2 separate regions of the Mus musculus genome follow, and region 2 is linked to region 1. The links are chromatin loops, found by intact Hi-C in ENCODE. Cell type or tissue: left cerebral cortex. All regions are shown on one strand. Each heading gives the region's core, and the rest is flanking DNA. Links, peaks and the distances in the headings are about the cores only.

What was found. Peaks named below come from ENCODE experiments on the same cell type or tissue, not always from the same donor. Only the 100,000 strongest peaks of a DNase experiment are listed, where the experiment ranks them.
Region 2: a loop joins it to region 1, with 2.3 times the contacts of the local background. A loop is called at or near these places in 2 of 42 quality-filtered maps.

The regions. Positions count from the first base shown.
Region 1 is chr16:90,490,431-90,498,967 of GRCm38, forward strand. It overlaps Hunk (hormonally upregulated Neu-associated kinase), which reads left to right. Exons shown (of 11, transcript NM_015755.2): 10 at 2,983-3,163; 11 at 5,660-8,537. The coding sequence ends at 6,318. Among named protein-coding and RNA genes, the nearest start is that of Gm35882, 14 kb to the right of the region's middle. In left cerebral cortex, for the core only: no CTCF peak of the experiment used is centred there; DNase peaks (open chromatin) are centred at 1,659, 4,955, 5,319 and 7,497; H3K27ac peaks cover 1,924 bases.
Region 2 is chr16:90,621,303-90,629,839 of GRCm38, forward strand. Gm36063 (a long non-coding RNA gene) reads right to left here and starts at 6,268. Exons shown (of 5, transcript XR_876234.2): 1 at 6,074-6,268. It overlaps Gm36116 (a long non-coding RNA gene), which reads left to right and starts at 7,133. Exons shown (of 2, transcript XR_385040.4): 1 at 7,133-7,465; 2 at 7,561-8,052. In left cerebral cortex, for the core only: CTCF peaks have their summits at 794, 4,212 and 6,409 (motif pointing left); DNase peaks (open chromatin) are centred at 935, 2,864 and 7,904; H3K4me3 peaks cover 243 bases; H3K27ac peaks cover 3,535 bases.

The DNA of each region.
Region 1 (8,537 bases), core at 339-8,338:
CCCACCTGTGCCTGGGGTACAGAGCGGTCTGAAGGAGCCTTTGCTGCTCGCTCTCTCCCTCTCCCTCTCTCCCTCTCCCTCTCCCTCTCCCTCTCTCCCTCTCCCTCTCCCTCTCCCTCTCCCTCTCCCTCTCCTCCTCCCCCTCCCCCTTCCTCTCCCTCTCCCTCTCATGTTCTAAAATGGGGTGAATGCAATTTGATCTTTTTTTTTATCAAGTTTTATTTTAAAGTGCATTGCAACAGTGTATCTCATCAGGTTTATTTTTCTCCCCCCCCCCTTGAGGTAGGAACGGATAGAAATGGTGACTTTGCAGATGAACAGAAAGAGTAAAAAAGAAAAAGTAAAAAGAACGGAAGAAGTTCCTTTAGACTTTTCAGGGCAAACCTATCATACCCTCTTTCAAGCTCCATAGAGGTCTGTAGGTGTGTGTGTGTGTGTGTGTGTGTGTGTGTGTGTGTGTCTATCTGCCCATCTGTGTTTGTGTGTGCTGCCTGTGTATCTGCTTGGGTCTATATGTGTCTATCTGTGTGTGTATCTAAGTGGCTCTGTCTGTCTGTGTATGTGTGTGTGTTCTGTTTGTGTGTTGTTCTATTTGTGTCTATATGCATTCACATGGCTCTGTGTGTATGTGTGTCTGTCCATCTGTCTGTCTGTCTGTGCATTTGCTATAAAAGCTTGTTCTCCTTTGCTTTAGAAAAGGTAGAATGTGGACCATTTGTGTTTCATAGAAACAGAGGGGCAGAGAGCAGTAGAGACCTGTGATTATCTCCTGCCTGCCTTCCCATGGTCACTTGGAACACACCTTGTAGCAATCTGGATGTCTTGGTGCATTTTCTGTTAACAGTAGAATGCCCGAGACCAGATAATTTATGAACAACAGAGGTTCATTTCTTACATTTCTGGATGCCAGTGTCTGCAGAGGGAGGGCCTTCTCGCTGCATCACAGTGTGGTGGAAGGGACCGTGTGTTTGGAAGTACAGCGGAGAGTCTTTTATTGGGAGGCTGCTCCTACAGTAACCAAGTCTCTTCCAGCTGCCACCACCTGACCCTATCCTAGGCCATGTGGAGTTCATAGTACCGATGAGGGCTGTGAATCACTGAGTTTTCAGTCAGTTCAGGAGGAGTCCCTGGACCATCCCAGGCTCGTCCCTCATCACAGGCTTCCTGTGACCTTAGTAATGGCAGCGGCGGCGGCTGAGGAAGGAGCCTGTAGTATCTATGTGAGCCGCTCTCCTTACTTCTCACCCCCTCACTGGTTAAGGGTTATCTCTCCCCGGTGTTTCTATCCCTGGGAGTGGCACTGAGGACCCCACATCCTCACTTCCTGTCTCTGCACAACGAGCTCTCTGCAAAGGAACCGGGCATCCTTGTCGGGAAGGGCACGTTGGTGAAAGTGCCAAGGGCCACTTCCTCGCAAAGCTCGTCAGCACATAAATGAAACATTGATGAGCTCCCTCAAATTAAAAATACTGTTCAGCTTAAAGGGGGAAAAATGTAGAAAGCTGCCTTCCCCTCACCCAGGGCAAGATCAGGGATGCCTTGCCCAGGTTTAACAGTAAATACGAGTGTCGTCATCAGGGCCAGAGAAAGGATTTCTCCTTCTGCAGTTGCTTAGTGGCTCCACTGTTCCCAGAAACTTGAACTCAATTAATTTTAATCAGTTCAGTTTCCACTGACCCTTTCTCCCTCCCGGTTGCTGCTTATAATGCTGGGTCTAAGTGCCTGGCTCAATGCCAGAGACTGTGGGGCTGAAGGCAAATCAAACAGTCGAGTCCACTCCCATTAGAGGGATTAGGATCTGGTTCTGTAGAGATAAAATCTACAGCTCAAAAAAATGGCAATATCCAGGCGGGTTTTAGGTCTGTACATAAGTGCTCCCATGCTTAGACTATAGTGAGGGTTAGGAACTCACCAGGACTTCTCTGGCTCTTTAGTGTTTAGACTAAACATGCTGGGTCTCCTGTTAAATGAAAGCAGCCATCTCTGTGTTTGCCAAGTCTCTGATGCAGTTAGCATCTCAGGGTACCACTTGGTGATGTATATGTATGTATATATGTATGTATGCATGTATGGATGGATGGATGGACGGATTGATGGAAGGATGGAGGGATGGATTTAGTATTTTGAGACATGGTTTATTTGGAATTTTTCACTGTTGTGCTATCCATATGAAAAAACAACTTATAGGATAAATTATTTTGCTTCTGATTTCAGAGTTTTCAGACCATAGGGGTCAGGGCAGAGCAGAGCTGGTCATATCATAGCGGATGGAAGCAAATAGATATTAGGAAAGAGGCCAAAGCAAAATATAACTGCAAATAACACACACTCAGTGGCCTTTCTCTCAACCAAGCCCTGCCTCCCTAAATTTCACCTCTTCCCTAACCATCCTTTCCAGTTTTGAGACCATCAACTGATACATAGATAAGATCAGGATTTGCCCTCATAGACACCCCCAGGAGCAGGCTCTGTAAAGCCCCTACACGTTGCTCAATCCAATCAAGTTGAAGGTTACGATTAACCCCAGCCAGGTCTCACTATGTAGGTCAGGCTGGCCTTGAACTTGAAATCCTCCTTGCTCAGCCTCAGAATAACGAAATCATAGGTCTGCACGACCATGCTTAACCATGGCAATACTTCAAAGCACACAGTAGGTCTTTAAAACTCTGGCTTTTTTGCTCCTTAGTTCCTTCAGATTTTTCCAGAATACTTGATCACATAGCGTGGCCTTGGCCACTCTGGAACATATTGACACAGTGCAGTGTAAGTGAGCTAGAGAGAGGTTCACTTGCTCCCAGGCAGAGGGAGTTGGCTCTCTGGAGCACTGGCTAGACCTCAGACTTCTCCTCAGTCCACACACGGGTAAGCATACAACATTTAAAAGATGAGTTCCTCTCATCTCTTCGGGTGACTTTTTCAGAGATGAAGCCTCGAGTGTATTCTTGTGGGTGTCTGACTAGGTGTGTTCGCTTTGTTTCGAAGGATAAAAAGCCCAAAGAACAAGAAAAAAGAGGTGATTTTCTCCACCGTCCGTTTTCCAAGAAGTTGGACAAGAATCTGCCTTCTCACAAACAGCCATCGCCCTCGCTGATCACACAGCTCCAGAGTACCAAAGCCCTGCTCAAAGACAGGAAGGCCTCCAAGTCAGGCTTCCCCGACAAAGGTAGGTCAACTCCATTGTCCTGCTCAGCTCACTGTGTGCGGGTGGCTGTGTGGGCTCAGAACAGAGGCGACTGTGCCGCTGGAAAGGGCCCATCGGTACATCCAAGGCCAAGGGACTCAGACCAAGCAGCGGGGTGGATCACCTGTGCAGGGTTGGAGAAGACAGAGATGGGTGTGCGCAGTATGATGAAAACAGAGATGGGGTGCATAGCACTGCAGGTACACGGTGTAAAAGGAGCAGACACAGAGATATGGCAGCGGGTCATCAGGGTGCTCGGGACTGTGGAAGAAGACTTGAGATATAAAGAACTGTAGAGGCAGAAATCAGACCAGAAATTAGTGTTGTAGGAGCCGAGGCTGGGGTACATGGTACTATAGGGACTGTCATCAGATAGATAGTTGTGGTATGAGAGTCTGCAGGTCCAGAGCATGTAGGGGCAGAAGTCTGCATGCATGGCATTGTGGGACTGGAGGCCAGGGCATAAGGTATCACAGAAGGTTGGGGTGTAAGAATAGAGGGAGATGTGCAGCCTCAGAGACTGGCACACACCACATTCTGGGCTAGGATGAGTACCTGAGATTGCATGAACCAATGGGATAGATTGATGAGAGCAGGAGGTGGAGGCAAAATCGGGTGCTGGGATGTAGACTTATTGGAAACATGGCCCCATGAGACATTCAAGTGTGACTGTGTCTGGGTTCTGGAGTGGTGGTGGGATTCCCCGAGCCAAGTTCAAGTCCCAGTTCTGCTGGTTGGTTGTGGGCCAGAGGTCTTCCTTTGAGTCCCTTAGTTGTAATAGCCACTGGCTGTTAGAGCTACTATAAATAAACTCACTGTGTCCAATTCAGAATCTATTCCATTGTTGATAACTGATACGTGTGATCATCCCTGGATGGCACAGGTTTGAGATTCGTGAGAGAAATCCCCCCCCCTCACTGGGAGGGAGACTGGGGGTGTCCTAACATGGAATCTTGAGACAAGAGTGTTCTCTTTATATAGGTGGGTTGCTGAGGTTTTATTATTTATTTATAGAGGTCAAAGCACAGACTTTGAGGCTCAGGGAGGGGAGTGGTCATCTGAGGTCAACTCAGACTTGTTGCTCTGCTTAGTGGGACTCTGGGGTGGCAGCTCCTAGCCCTCCATTTCCCAGAGCCCGGCCGGTCTTGGTGCACAGAACATAGCACTAGGAAGGGAAGCCATGCTTGTGCACCAGCCGGATCACTGACAAGATTAGCCATTAATGAAATCCTACATCTTCCTGCTGTCACGTACCAGGCATCTGCTGCCTGAGGAGATTTATTTCCGTGTCTGAGTATTTATTTACGTGGGGAAGGAAGATTCTCCGAGCCCTTGGCTGCTCCTGAAGCCACTCGCACTGGGCAGCAGCTTGCTCCTGCAGCTGGGCTTTAAAACGTTACTCAGTGAAAAGACCCTGAGGTGGATGGAGCTGATTCTTTATCAGCTTGGTGCTCTTTCCCCCAAGGGTCGAGCCTCTGGGCGGGGGGAGGGGGGGGGACGGGGGGGACGGGGGGTTGCCCTCTCTTTCCTGGGACAGTTTACAAACCCAGATGCTGGTCAATGCCAACTCGAGATGGGAAGTCTGGCCGCTGGCTAGTTGCCTTTGCCTCACAGTTCTGTTTGAAGTTGCCGAGGCTGCCTTGATTTTAAAGCCACAAGGGAGGCTTGAAAAAAGGAGGGGCACCTACAGCCTGGATGATCCTGGAAGGTTTTGCGCTAAGGGGAAAGAGCCAGTCTTCAAAGTTCAGCTATCCTATGAGACTATGTGTGTTCCTGCAATGGCCAAGTTCAGGGAGCTGCAGGTGGAATGGGGTTGTCAGAGTGTAGGGAAACAAGACAGAATGGATGAGTCTTCAATGGCAGCATTATTTCTGCAGGATAAAATAGCTGTGTGTCTTTGCCAAACTGTTGAGTGAAAGAAATTGAGCTGGTAAACTTTCTGTTACATATATATATATATATATATATATATATATATATATATATATATTTTTTTTTTTTTTTTTTTTTTTTTTTACCATGGCAAACTTGTAAGAAAGTATCTGAGAGGACCCAAGTCTTTCCATAGTTAGCAGTTGGAAGGAAGATCAGATATGTGGGTGTTCAGTAAGCCAGACTCTGTGGACGTTTTAGCTTTTAGTGGATGTTCTGTTGAGCAGCAAACCTCTGTTCAAAAGCCTCTGGGATTTTCAGTTACCAAAATAGAGTGGCTGTTGAATTGGGTTAGCCTGGTGCCTCCTATACCCTAGAAAGACTTGTGGGGTTCTGTGGGGCCTCAGATGTTCTGGCTGATTCTTCCTCTAACTAGACTAGGGTGTTTGCTTCCTCCTGCTTGCATTAGTTTGCTTGTCTCAGTTAAGCTGGTGGCTGGGGGTGGTGGCTGGGGGTGGGGGGTGGTGGTTGGGAGGGCATGAACACAATGGCTGTGTGTGCTCTTTCTGAACCTATTTTTCATGGTCTTGTTTCCTTGGTATGTAGATTCCTTCGTCTGCCGCAATCTTTTCCGAAAAACCTCTGATTCCAATTGTGTGGCTTCTTCTTCCATGGAATTCATCCCTGTCCCACCTCCCAGGACACCAAGGATTGTAAAGAAACTAGAGCCACACCAACCAGGGCCGGGAAGTGCCAGCATCCTCCCCAAGGAAGAGCCCCTGCTGCTGGATATGGTACGCTCCTTTGAGTCTGTGGATCGAGAGGACCACATAGAACTGCTGTCCCCTTCTCACCATTATAGGATCCTGAGCTCGCCTGTGAGCCTGGCTCGTAGGAATTCTAGTGAGAGGACACTCTCCCAGGGGCTGCTGTCCGGAAGTACCTCACCTCTCCAAACTCCACTGCATTCCACGCTGGTCTCTTTTGCCCACGAAGAAAAGAACAGCCCCCCGAAAGAGGAGGGTGTGTGTTCACCGCCTCCCGTTCCCAGTAATGGCCTCCTGCAGCCTCTGGGGAGCCCCAACTGTGTGAAGAGCAGGGGACGGTTCCCCATGATGGGCATCGGACAGATGCTGAGGAAGCGGCACCAGAGCCTGCAGCCTTCCTCAGAGAGGTCCCTGGACGCCAGCATGTCCCCTCTGCAGCCCACAGCCCCCTCCAGCCTCTCCTTTGACATGGCCGACGGTGTCAAGGGCCAGTGTTAACCTGGGATGGCAAGATTCTGGGTCTCTGTGAGGACAGCCACGGAACAGGGCTCCACACAGGCAGGCACCAGGGCATGGGTGAACAACCTCACGGGAGCATCCTTTATTCTTTTATACCTGCCACACAAAGTCCCACGCTTGTATCAGCTGAAGTCCACAGACTCAAAGTCCACACACTTACTTAGGGACCCTCTGAGACGCTGCGACTAGGGGGAGGGGGAGGGGGCGAACTGTGGGAATCACACCTTCCAGCCTGAGATTTTCTTTGCTATATCACCAATCACTGAGCCCTCTCCAGGATCCCCCCAGTGGGCTCAGAGCTAAAAACCACACCTCCATCTGCTGGGCCAATCAGATTTCCAGACTGGTACCAGGTTGTCCCTCCCCTCCGCTCTGTGTGTCTCTCACAGTTCTGTAACTGACCGTCAGTGGTCAGTTACAGTCTCACGCGGACGTGCCACTCGCTGGTAAGGACGTTCACCCAACCTAGGGATCCCTCTACAGAGGGAAGCAACCCCCCTTTCCCTAACAGTGAGTCCCCACAGAGTGCTGAGTCACAGTGCTGGACCGGGAGGAAGATGGGATGGCGCCTCAGACAGAGATGGAACCCAGCAGAGAGAACCCAGGAGGAAGACGAAGACTCATTAAACGCTCATTCCTGTGCAACGTTTTGACAGGTTTTTCTTTCCTCTCTTTCTTTTTCCCCTGACCTTTTCTTTTTGGGTTGAAATTTGCTGAGGATTGAACGAACTTGTCCAAAGAGATCTTTCTTTATATGAAGTCATTAATTAAATTTTTTTTTTTTTTTAAAGACAGGGTCTCATTAAGTAGCCCAAGCTGGCTTCAAACTCATGATCCTCCTGCCTCAGTCTCCAAAGTGCTGAGATTACAAGTATATATCCGTGTCTGGCTCAAAATAGCAATTCAAAAACAAAAACTAGTTGGCCAGATGAAAAGTAGTTTTACCAAATTCACGTGTTTTTGTTTTTCTGAGAGGCTGCAGCTCAGATGGCCGAAAGGCTGGCTTGGGTGGCAACAGGAGGACCACAGTGGCCTGCCTGCCTAAGGGATAGTAGCCTAGCCATCCTGTGTTTATACCGTGGCAACAGCAGAAGGCATAGAACTTAGCTCCAGATGGCTCTGGAGAGAGAGAAAGGATTCTTAAAGCAGAGTTGAGACAGCAAGAAGCAGGGAATTCGCTGTGTCATGCTGTTCTGCCGTGGTTAGAACTTAGCTGTTCTGCTGGGAGCTAGGAGCAGGCTTGCCGCCCCCTGGGAACACGCTCACAAGACGGTTCGTCCCCAAAGGAAACAGTGCCCCCCAAACAGGCTTTCAGTCCATGCTGTAATCTGCACCTTCCCCTCCAGGATTGAACCAAAGATGCATTTCCGGTTTTGTGACTGTGCCACTCTGTGTGTCTCTTGTGGAACCTGGTGTTGTCTGATCCTGTCCGGCTGGCGCTGGATGGAGGACTGTCTCTGTGTGCATCGTGGGCCCTGGTACTTAGCAGAGGACAAAGGGCACTGTTGTCAGGAGGGGAAGACTTGGCACGGGCTGGACCACAGTTAGTTTAGAAGTTATGGAACAGCTCAGAATCTTCTGGCCTTTGACTATTTCAGATGGGGTCAGAGACCAGAGCTGTAGCCAGGAAGCCAGGTTCATCATCTTGGTCCATCGATTCTAAAGTGGGCAAATTTCTGTGACGTCACAAAGCCGGCCTTTGCCAGTGAGGGCTGAGACACAGTACAACTGCCTCTCATTTACTGGTGGCGGGCGGCTTCCTTTGGCCTCTCAGAGCTCTGACTGAACTAGAAGAGAACACGGATTTGGCTGACCCTGGAAGAAAGCTGCTCTAGTCCTGGCTGAATTTGGTAAGACCTGGACTACTTAAACTTTAGGGAGGGACTGACTCCCTCCCGAGGACCCATTACAGGAGGAGGCCAGGCTTTTCTCCCAGAGCTGATGGTGTTCTTCATTCAGCATGGCTTCCGTTCAGCTCCCAGGACTTGACACTGAAAATAGAACTCTTTAAGCAGAGAGAAGAGGAGAGCCATCCACAGACGCTCTCCGTATTTGATGTGACGTGTTTGAGCTTTGACGGGTGAAGAGTCCTTTTAAAAGATAACTGCCAGCTGCAGGCATCTGGCTCTGCAAAGCTGGTAGGATGTGTACCTGTGTACTGTGCCCGCCCCCTTTCTCCTAGCCCTTTATGTCTTTTT
Region 2 (8,537 bases), core at 191-8,190, 130 kb after region 1:
AAGCGTGTGCATGTGGTTGGGTGGATGGGTCACACATCCATCAGAGGCCTCTGGCTTTCTGTTCATAAGATCCCTTCAGACTGGATCACTTTTGATTTTTCTTCTCCAGTGCTCAGGATTTCTACCTTCCAAAAAAATATGCTCAGGCTACTAGAGCATGTTAGAAATATTTGACCTTTTGAGTTTCCATGGAGACCTCAAAGAACCTAATATCCCCAAGGGACTGAAGGGTTCCAATATCAAACATGGAGGGTCCCCAAAGAAAAATCTTCCAGCAGTAAGTTCAAGTTGGTCCACCTTGCCCAGAGTTGCTCCAACCACTAGAAAATTCTTGAAGCTCTCAAAGTGTAATCTCCAAAGGGATACAGGCCCTTGGCGATTGTAAGGGACCAGATGTCACAGGTGAACTACCAGAACCCCATTTACTGGAGGACTGTGCCTCTGGGGAGCTGGGAGTGGCTCACTTCATCAGAGCCAAACAGGAGATGTGGGCCAGCTCACTCCAGACTTTTCACAATTCAGCATTTTCCTGTTGCCTCGGGAATTCCTGGCAAGTTGGGGCTTTGTCCAGGACCTCCTTCTCTCCAGAGGTTGCCTGCATGCTGCAGCCTGCAGCCTGCAGAAAAGCTATCTAGAAGCTCCCCACTGAGGGGACGTCATCCAACGGTCATTTGGCTCTGTTTTCCCTAAGTCCTCACAGTGGGGACTGACAGTGTTCACTGTTCATATTTTACTGAGGAAAAAAAAAAAGTGCCCATCACCTCACTCCCAGAAAATCAAATGCTGCTTTCCCTGCTGGCGGAACAGCACGCTCTGACAATCCCCACTGAGCAGAGCCAGAGTGATTCATGCTCAGTATTTAGACGAAAGACCAACATATGCTGGGCACATGTGCGGGGAGTCGGCCATGTTGCCAAGCTGCGTCCTGAGAACGGCCCACTCAAAAGAAAGTTCCTTATTTCACCCTCTGCCCAAAACAGAAACTCATATCAGTTCTGCCACCTAAATAGAGCAGCCGTAGGCCTTGGCATTTTGGAAAGGCTGCTTGGAGGCACGGGACGCTCCTTTGAAATCAGACCACAGAAGGGCAAGTAGGATTTATAGAAACTGAATGAGCCCCATTACCTAAGAATAAAAGAACCCAGATTCTAAAAACACAGCAGCACTCTTTTCTAGCCGGGCCCCCGTGTTTTTGTGCCAATGGGATGCTGAGAAATCTGTGCCTTATAAAGATGTTTCTGTGGTCCTTGCCACAAAGAAACTGATTTCTAAGCATCGTTTAAAATAGCTGACAGCCCCTGGTACAGGGTACTCCATCTGAGAGGCACGGTCACAGAGAATGGGACCCAGAGGTTGGAGCTGGGTGGGTCTCTGGCTGTATTTGAAAGGCAGTTGAAGTGTTTACAGTCTTGAGGTAAGATGGCATTTGCAAGAAGCCTCCTTACTTCAAGACAAAGATGCTGAAACCAACACTTGTCCTGAGACACAGGAAGTTCACAAGAAACACATTCCAGTTGCTCCCTTGGGGGGTGGCCGTGGTCCCTCACATTCTCTTCATACTTAATTGGAGAAAATGAGGCGGAGATACAGCTCCGGGGTCTGAATTATGCAATTAAATATGAATCCTTGTTCAGTTCCTCTCCCCGACTCTCAGGCAAAAGCTTCGACAGTCTGTAGGAACAGACTGTTGTCAGGCAATCCTAATGGTCAGGTTGACTGGCGTCGCCTAGGTAACACCTGAGTCTAACACAGTGGAATGCACTGTGACCACCTGTCTTTGGCTCCTGCCATGCCAGCACCTCCTCTTGCAAGGACAGATTTCAGCCCTCAAACCTCCCCTTCCTTAAACTCTTTTTGTTGGTTTTTTTTGTCACAGCGATGAGAAAAGTAGCCATGCCCATGTCCTGTGCCAGTGGAAATGGACTTGGTTTCTGGGCAGAGGAGGTTTAGATACCAAGGGGACAGTGATGTTCCTCCCCCTGGACATTTCCACCACCCCCCCCCCCCCAAATCTTTCTACAGCTTTACAAAAATCCTCACACAAACCAGACCTCCTCTCCTATTAGTCAAGTCCAGGACTGGGTTCTCATAGTAAGTTCCACAGTACACACACACACACACACACACACACACACAGAGAGAGAGAGAGAGAGAGAGAGAGAGAGAGAGAGAGAGAGAGAGAGAGAAATGTGCACATAACCTAATTCCCAGAAGCCGTGAAACAGACCATGTTTGGAAAACTAGGCTTTACTAAACTAAGGCATCTGAGATGATAGGGGTTATTCTAGAGCATCTAGGTGAGCCCTAAACACCAGCATGGTATCCATTTAAGACATTTAATTAAGGAGATTTAGTACAAAGCAAGAGGAAAGGGGGGATGGGAGGGAAGTAGCCACAAATGCCAAGGAGAGCCAGCAGCCGCCAGCAGGTGAGGTACAAGATGCTGATGAGGCTCTGCTTGTATTCCTGGCCTGCAGGCCTCCGGGCATCTAATCATTCTTATCCTATCTGGATTCTGTTCCATGTGACTAGGAGTTAAACTGTACTCCATCCCAACCCTCCACACACAGGCACACAACCTCCTTTGGGAAACACACTGGAACTGTATCCAAACCATCCCAAAAATGTCCTGGGTTGAGCCAATCAATTAAGTTTCAAGATAAGACTTAGACTGTGACAGTCTTCGAGGCAACTGAGAGAAGTTTCGGAGAGGAGGAAAGGCTGGGAGGTGGACTTTGGAGCTTAAACGTCTGGCAAAGGAAACTCAGCAGCAGAGAGCGGACAGCTAGCAAGCATGCGTAACAGGGATGACGACATCGGGGAGTCTCCGCCCCTCTTCTGGACTTCCTGGATGATGGGCACCCTGTAGTGAAAGAGCCAAGACTCGTTTTCTGGAAAGGGATAAATGAACACATTTTTGGCTTCCCAGGCTACAGAGTCTCCACTGTTACTACCTAACTGTGTCTTTGGAACACAAACCCGGCCTTAGACGACACATAAATGAACACGTGTGGCTGCGTTCCAGGAAAACTTAATTTACAAAAGCCGGCAGCGTGCCAGATGTAGCTCTTGGGAGCAGTGTGTTGACCCTTACTTTAGAATAATGCTTCTGGCGTCTCCCTCCTTTATGCTTCCCAAGGGGCCCATTAGGGCTGATGGGTGTGCTCTGCTGGAGAACTCAGGCCATTCTTCTCTGGGTTCTGCCTGCGTGTAGAGAGCCGCACCACACTGAAGTCATGGTGAGGCCAAAAGCTCTTTAGTGCAGTCAGTCACAGGTCTGGGAGCGAGCTTCCTTCAGAGCTGCAGTATCAGCAGGGCCACTCGGCTAAGAGGGTGACGTAACCATGGACAAGTTCGTCAAAATAAAAGAGCTGGGGGTTCCATCTACATGGTCCTTAGTATTCTACTCAGTTACTCTGAGCTCAGGATGGGGGATACAGCATATTGACCTCCTTCCTGGTCCCCCACAATGGTGGAAAGGGGGTGGGGGGATACTGTTCAGTTGAGATGCACTTTTGGTTGGATCCCAGTGTCTGTAATTTGCCACTCTTTTAGGAGGCCTGGGAAATACCAGGCATCAGTCAGGAACATCTCTTCTCTGCCAGATGAAAACACATGATGCCCGTGGGTAAGGCCCACTGCAGCCCATCCAACTACGATGGATTTGGGAAGTACAGTTGGGAAGAGATGCGCTTGGAGAGTCAACCTTGATGACTGTGGACGCTCTCTAGGGAGAGGCAGGGACTAAGTTTACTGTCATCCAGCCTCATTTTCAGAGGCTCACTCTCCCCATACCACAACATTAGATTCTTAGCAATTGCTCATAGTACTTGATGATTGATGCTGCTGCTGCTGTTGCTGCTGCTGCTGTTGCTGTTGCTGCTGCTGTGGTTATGGTGTTGTTGTTGTTGTTGTTGTTGGTGGTGGTGGTGGTGGTGGTGGTGGTGGTGGTGGTGGTGGTGATAATAATAATAATCGCCATCATTATCAACTGCAACAGCACCAGTAACAGCAGTAGTAGACAATGCAACATGCAAAGAAGGCAGCAATCAAAGTCACCTTAATCTTCCCCCGGGGATCATTGTTAGGTTTGGCATGTGTAACAGCTAGTCTTGTCAGCTCGATGGAGACAAACCTGTGGATGTCTGTGAGGGTGTTTTCAGAGCCAGTTCACCGGAAGAAAAACAAAAAACCCCACCCTGGATGAAGATGACATCACTCCACCGACAGGGGTCCTGGACTGCTTGAGAATGCAAAGTAGAGTGCCAGCATCTGGCCCTCTGGTGACACTGTGGATGCTGCCTCCAGCTCCTGCCCCCATGCCTTTCCCATTGTGATGGGCTGAGTCCTCACACTGCCCGCCAAAATAAACCCTCCCCGTTGAAGCTGTTTCTGCCAGGCATTTTGTCACAGCGAAGGGAAAAGGAACGCGCTCAGCACGTAGATGCAACGTGAGATCACAACGTCCACGCTGATTTGGAAGGGGCCTTTTTTGGCATTTAAACGATAACAAATGACATTGCCCGTCCCAGAGCAGAGCCCAGATCCTGATTTTTATTAATGACACACTTCATTTACTTGCTCCTCGATGGTTGGCTGTTGGACTCTTCCTGGGTTTCCCTCCACCCCACCCCACCCCCAGTACAATGCAAACAATACTGCAGCTAGCACTGTAGCTATTCAGGAAAGCACACCCTTAATTATTTACTTTAGCTAAAGTTCAAGAAGACAAGTATGACCGTAAATGGACTGAAAAAAAAAACTTTCAGAAAGTCTCATGTTCCACATCCTCCTATGGGGACCTTGACTTGGAGCCAGTGGATCCAAGTGAGAAGAGCAGCTTTGAGTTGTGCTTAGACAATTCCTGAATCAGCTGCTAGTACAGTCTGAAGACCTCTAAACACCCCAGGAGCCATAGTAACGTGTGATCTTTGCCTGGACCCCATCTGTCCTAGGTTCTGACGATGCTGGATGGAGATATCAACAACACAGAAACAACGGAGGTCTACCTGGATTCTAACCACTTAGAAGATAAGCAGAGAATATTCAAATACTGCTCCCCTGCACTGTGAAAGGTGGGGGGGATCCTGTCTCGCTCCCTCTTTCCTACATGTGTCTAACTCTGTAATTAGATCTTGGTCGAGTTCCCACGTGCTTTCTCTGAAAGGCCTCTCAGCTATTCAGAGTTTGGAGAAACAGGGGCCCGAGGAGAGGGGCTGAACCCTGGCTCAGCCTCCCAGAAAAAAAAAAAAAAAAAAAAAAAAGACTCCATGGTTCCCTACTAGATCCAACTAAGCAGACCAGCAAAAGGCTGGGAGCTCGGCCAGGATGATGGAGGCCCTTCACTCATCCTCCCTGTGACTCTTCAAACCCAAGTAGAAGAAGCTAGTGAAGAGCAGCCACAAAGCAGAGCACAGAGCTCCCTGACAACGGGCCAATTCCTCAATTCACCCCAAGACCCTGCGTAGTCGAAGATGGTCCTACACAGGTTCTCAGCCCCAGTGTTCATCTGGGTCACAGAGAACAGATTTAATCTTTAATCCCAAAGATTCTGAATTCAAACATCTAGGATGGAACCCCCAACTACAGAAAGATTTAAACTAGTTAATTATTGTGTCATCTATTTAGGTGACCGACAGATCACGGTGTAAAAGGATTGTGAACTTTATAAAGAACTGGTCAATCCCGGGCATCGTACCACAAACACTTATCATCTCAGCACCTTAGGGGGTGAAGGCATGAGGTTCACAAGTTCAAAGCCAGACTTGGCTACATATTGAGGTTAAGGCCAGCCTAGACTACATGACACTCTGTTTCAAAAGCCGCGAAGAAAAGAAAAGCCTAATACATCCTGGATAACGAGAGTGAGGATGCATTACATTGGGGTTGTTAGATGTTTGCTGCCAAACCTAATGGCCTGAGTTCGATTCCCAGGACCCACATATGGGAGGTGAGAACTGAGTCTTTTGAAAGTTGTCTTCTCATTTCTACAAATGTACCTGGGCACATTCATATCCCTACACATACAAGCAAACAAATAAACAACTGTATTTCAAAGAGAAATGTAACATACCTTTTACAAGATGGTTGAGCAGCAGGTATTCAAAGGATTATAAGTCAACAATGACTCGTCTAATCCAGAAAATTCTTCAGGACGTGCCCAGAGATTTTTCTCCTAGTGATCCTAGATACGGTCAAGTTGATCACATAAACCCTTATTTTGTACTCACTACAACATTAAAAAAAATCGTTGTTCTATGGGCTGGAGAGATGGTCCAGTGGTTAAGAGTGGTGGCTGCTCTTCCAGAGGTCCTGAGTTCAATTCCCAGCCACACAGTGGCTCACAGCCATCTGTAATGGGATCTGATGCCCTCTTCTGGTGTGTCTGAAGACAGCGTCAATGTATTCAAATATATAAAAATAAGTAAATCTTTAAAAAAACAAACAAACCCCACCCCACACAGGGTGTCAGGCAACTGAAGTATTCAATCTTTAAGTATTTAGTCTATCTCTTTTTGGAGTCTTTTTATTTTGTCTAAGGACAAGTTTTTTATTTTATGGTAAGATCATTGATAACAGAGGTAGAGAGATTTATGGAATCAGAAAACTGATGTTGGGCAAACCGTTGTGACAAGAGGACTTCCTCGTCAGACAGGAGCTAAAATTTGATGAAGGGTTTCTGAATGGTAACACCAGACAACACTCCACAATAACCTGACATAGAAGACCAGTAGGAGAGTGACACCATCGTGTAGAAAGGACCTAGGAAGAACTTACTCTCAACACATGGAATGCATTTTGTATGATGCCATCGTGCAGCTGGTGGTCAAATACACAGAACAACATTTGTTTGAAAAAAAAAAAACTAGTTACGTCTAGTGAATGATGGTGGAAGCAGGTCTAGTGGGCAGAACAAAGACAATTATAAATGACTTGACATCCAGGTTGGTTAAATCTACGGGTATAGAAGTCACAGACACAGAAAGTTGTCTGTATTTACTTTGAAGAAGACAAAAGATAAGAGCTAGACCTAACTACCTGCTCCAGAGCTCAGAATTCCATTCATACAGGCTTATAGAGGCTAGACCTGACTATCTGCTCCAGAGATCAGGATCCCATTCATACGGGGCTTTATGCAAGTGATTTAAGGATGGAATGGCTGTTTAGCTTTATCATTCCTTCCTGGTCTGCTGTCAGATTGGGGGTTCTAGATCTGCGTTGTATTGTGATGATCTCCCTGGAGGGAACGGACTCTGTTATTATCGTGACTTGTTGGTGGGAGCCAGGCCTTCCCAGGTCTAAGGAATCCTGCTTTCCTCCACTGTCCCGTTTGTCCAGCGTGATTGGCCAATGGGGAGAACAAATGATTCCAAGGGATGCTTCGAGCTTTCCATTCTCTCCTGCTAGCACAGGCTGATCTCTTTGAGTGACTTACCAGGAAGCTGGGACAGTGCCAGACAGGGCTGTAAGTCAGGTCTGGGAACCCGGGCTTATGAGGACCTCTGCAAAGCTGAGGGGGAATCAGTGGGCCTGTGGCAATTTAGGTCCTTTCTTCCTAAGGTCTTATGGTTACATGAGCCTGTCTCTGGGCTTTTATAATTCATCTTCTTCTTGGAGTTTCCCCGCTTGGAACACGGCTTCGCCCCCTTCCTCCTTGATTAACGATGTGCTGGATGGAGAACATGGATGAACCGGGAGGCCTGAGCTGAGGAGGCCTCCAGCAAACAATCGTCCTTTGAATGTGTGGCTGTTCGGCCTGCCCAGATCCGTCTGCTTTGTGCATTTTGGTTCGTGTATTAGAGTTTCTTAAAATAGGACTCACCACCGAAGCTCACCCGGGCTCCGAGATAAAGCCTTGAGCTGGTCTGCAGGGAGCAGCGTGAGCCAACCAGCTGCGGTGATGACGGGCCACAGCCTCATGCTGGGCTCTAAATCATGGTTAAAACCCCAGAGCTAAAAGCATCACCCCTCTCTGGCACTTTCCATTTAAAAGCCATGCTATATTTTTGTTTCCAATTACAGGAGGAGAAAAATAAAAGCATCTGGAATGTGTTACTGTCCCTTTCTTCCACGCCGGAACTCGCAGAAAGGAAAATAAGCCGCCTCTGAACAGCACGGCGCGCCGGAAGCGAGGAGCCCAGAACTCAGCCCCTACGGCCCCAGGCCACCCCCCTGTGCAACTTTGCAGCCCTGCAGCCCCAGCTCATACCTTATGCAACTCTGCAGCCCCAGCCCACCCCTCTGTGCAGCCCTGCAGCCCCAGCAACACCACCCCTGTGCAAATCTGCAGTCCCAGCCCAGCTCCTCTGTGCAGCCCTGCAGCCCCAGCAACACCACCCCTGCGCAAATCTGCAGTCCCAGCCCAGCTCCTCTGTGCAGCTCTGCAGCCCTGCAGCCCTGCAGCCCCAGCCCACCCCCTATGCAACTCTGCAGCCACCTCCCACCCACTTTGTGCAGCTCTGCAGCCCTGCAGCCCCAGCCCACCCCCTATGCAACTCTGCAGCCACCTCCCACCCACATTGTGCAACTTTGCAGCC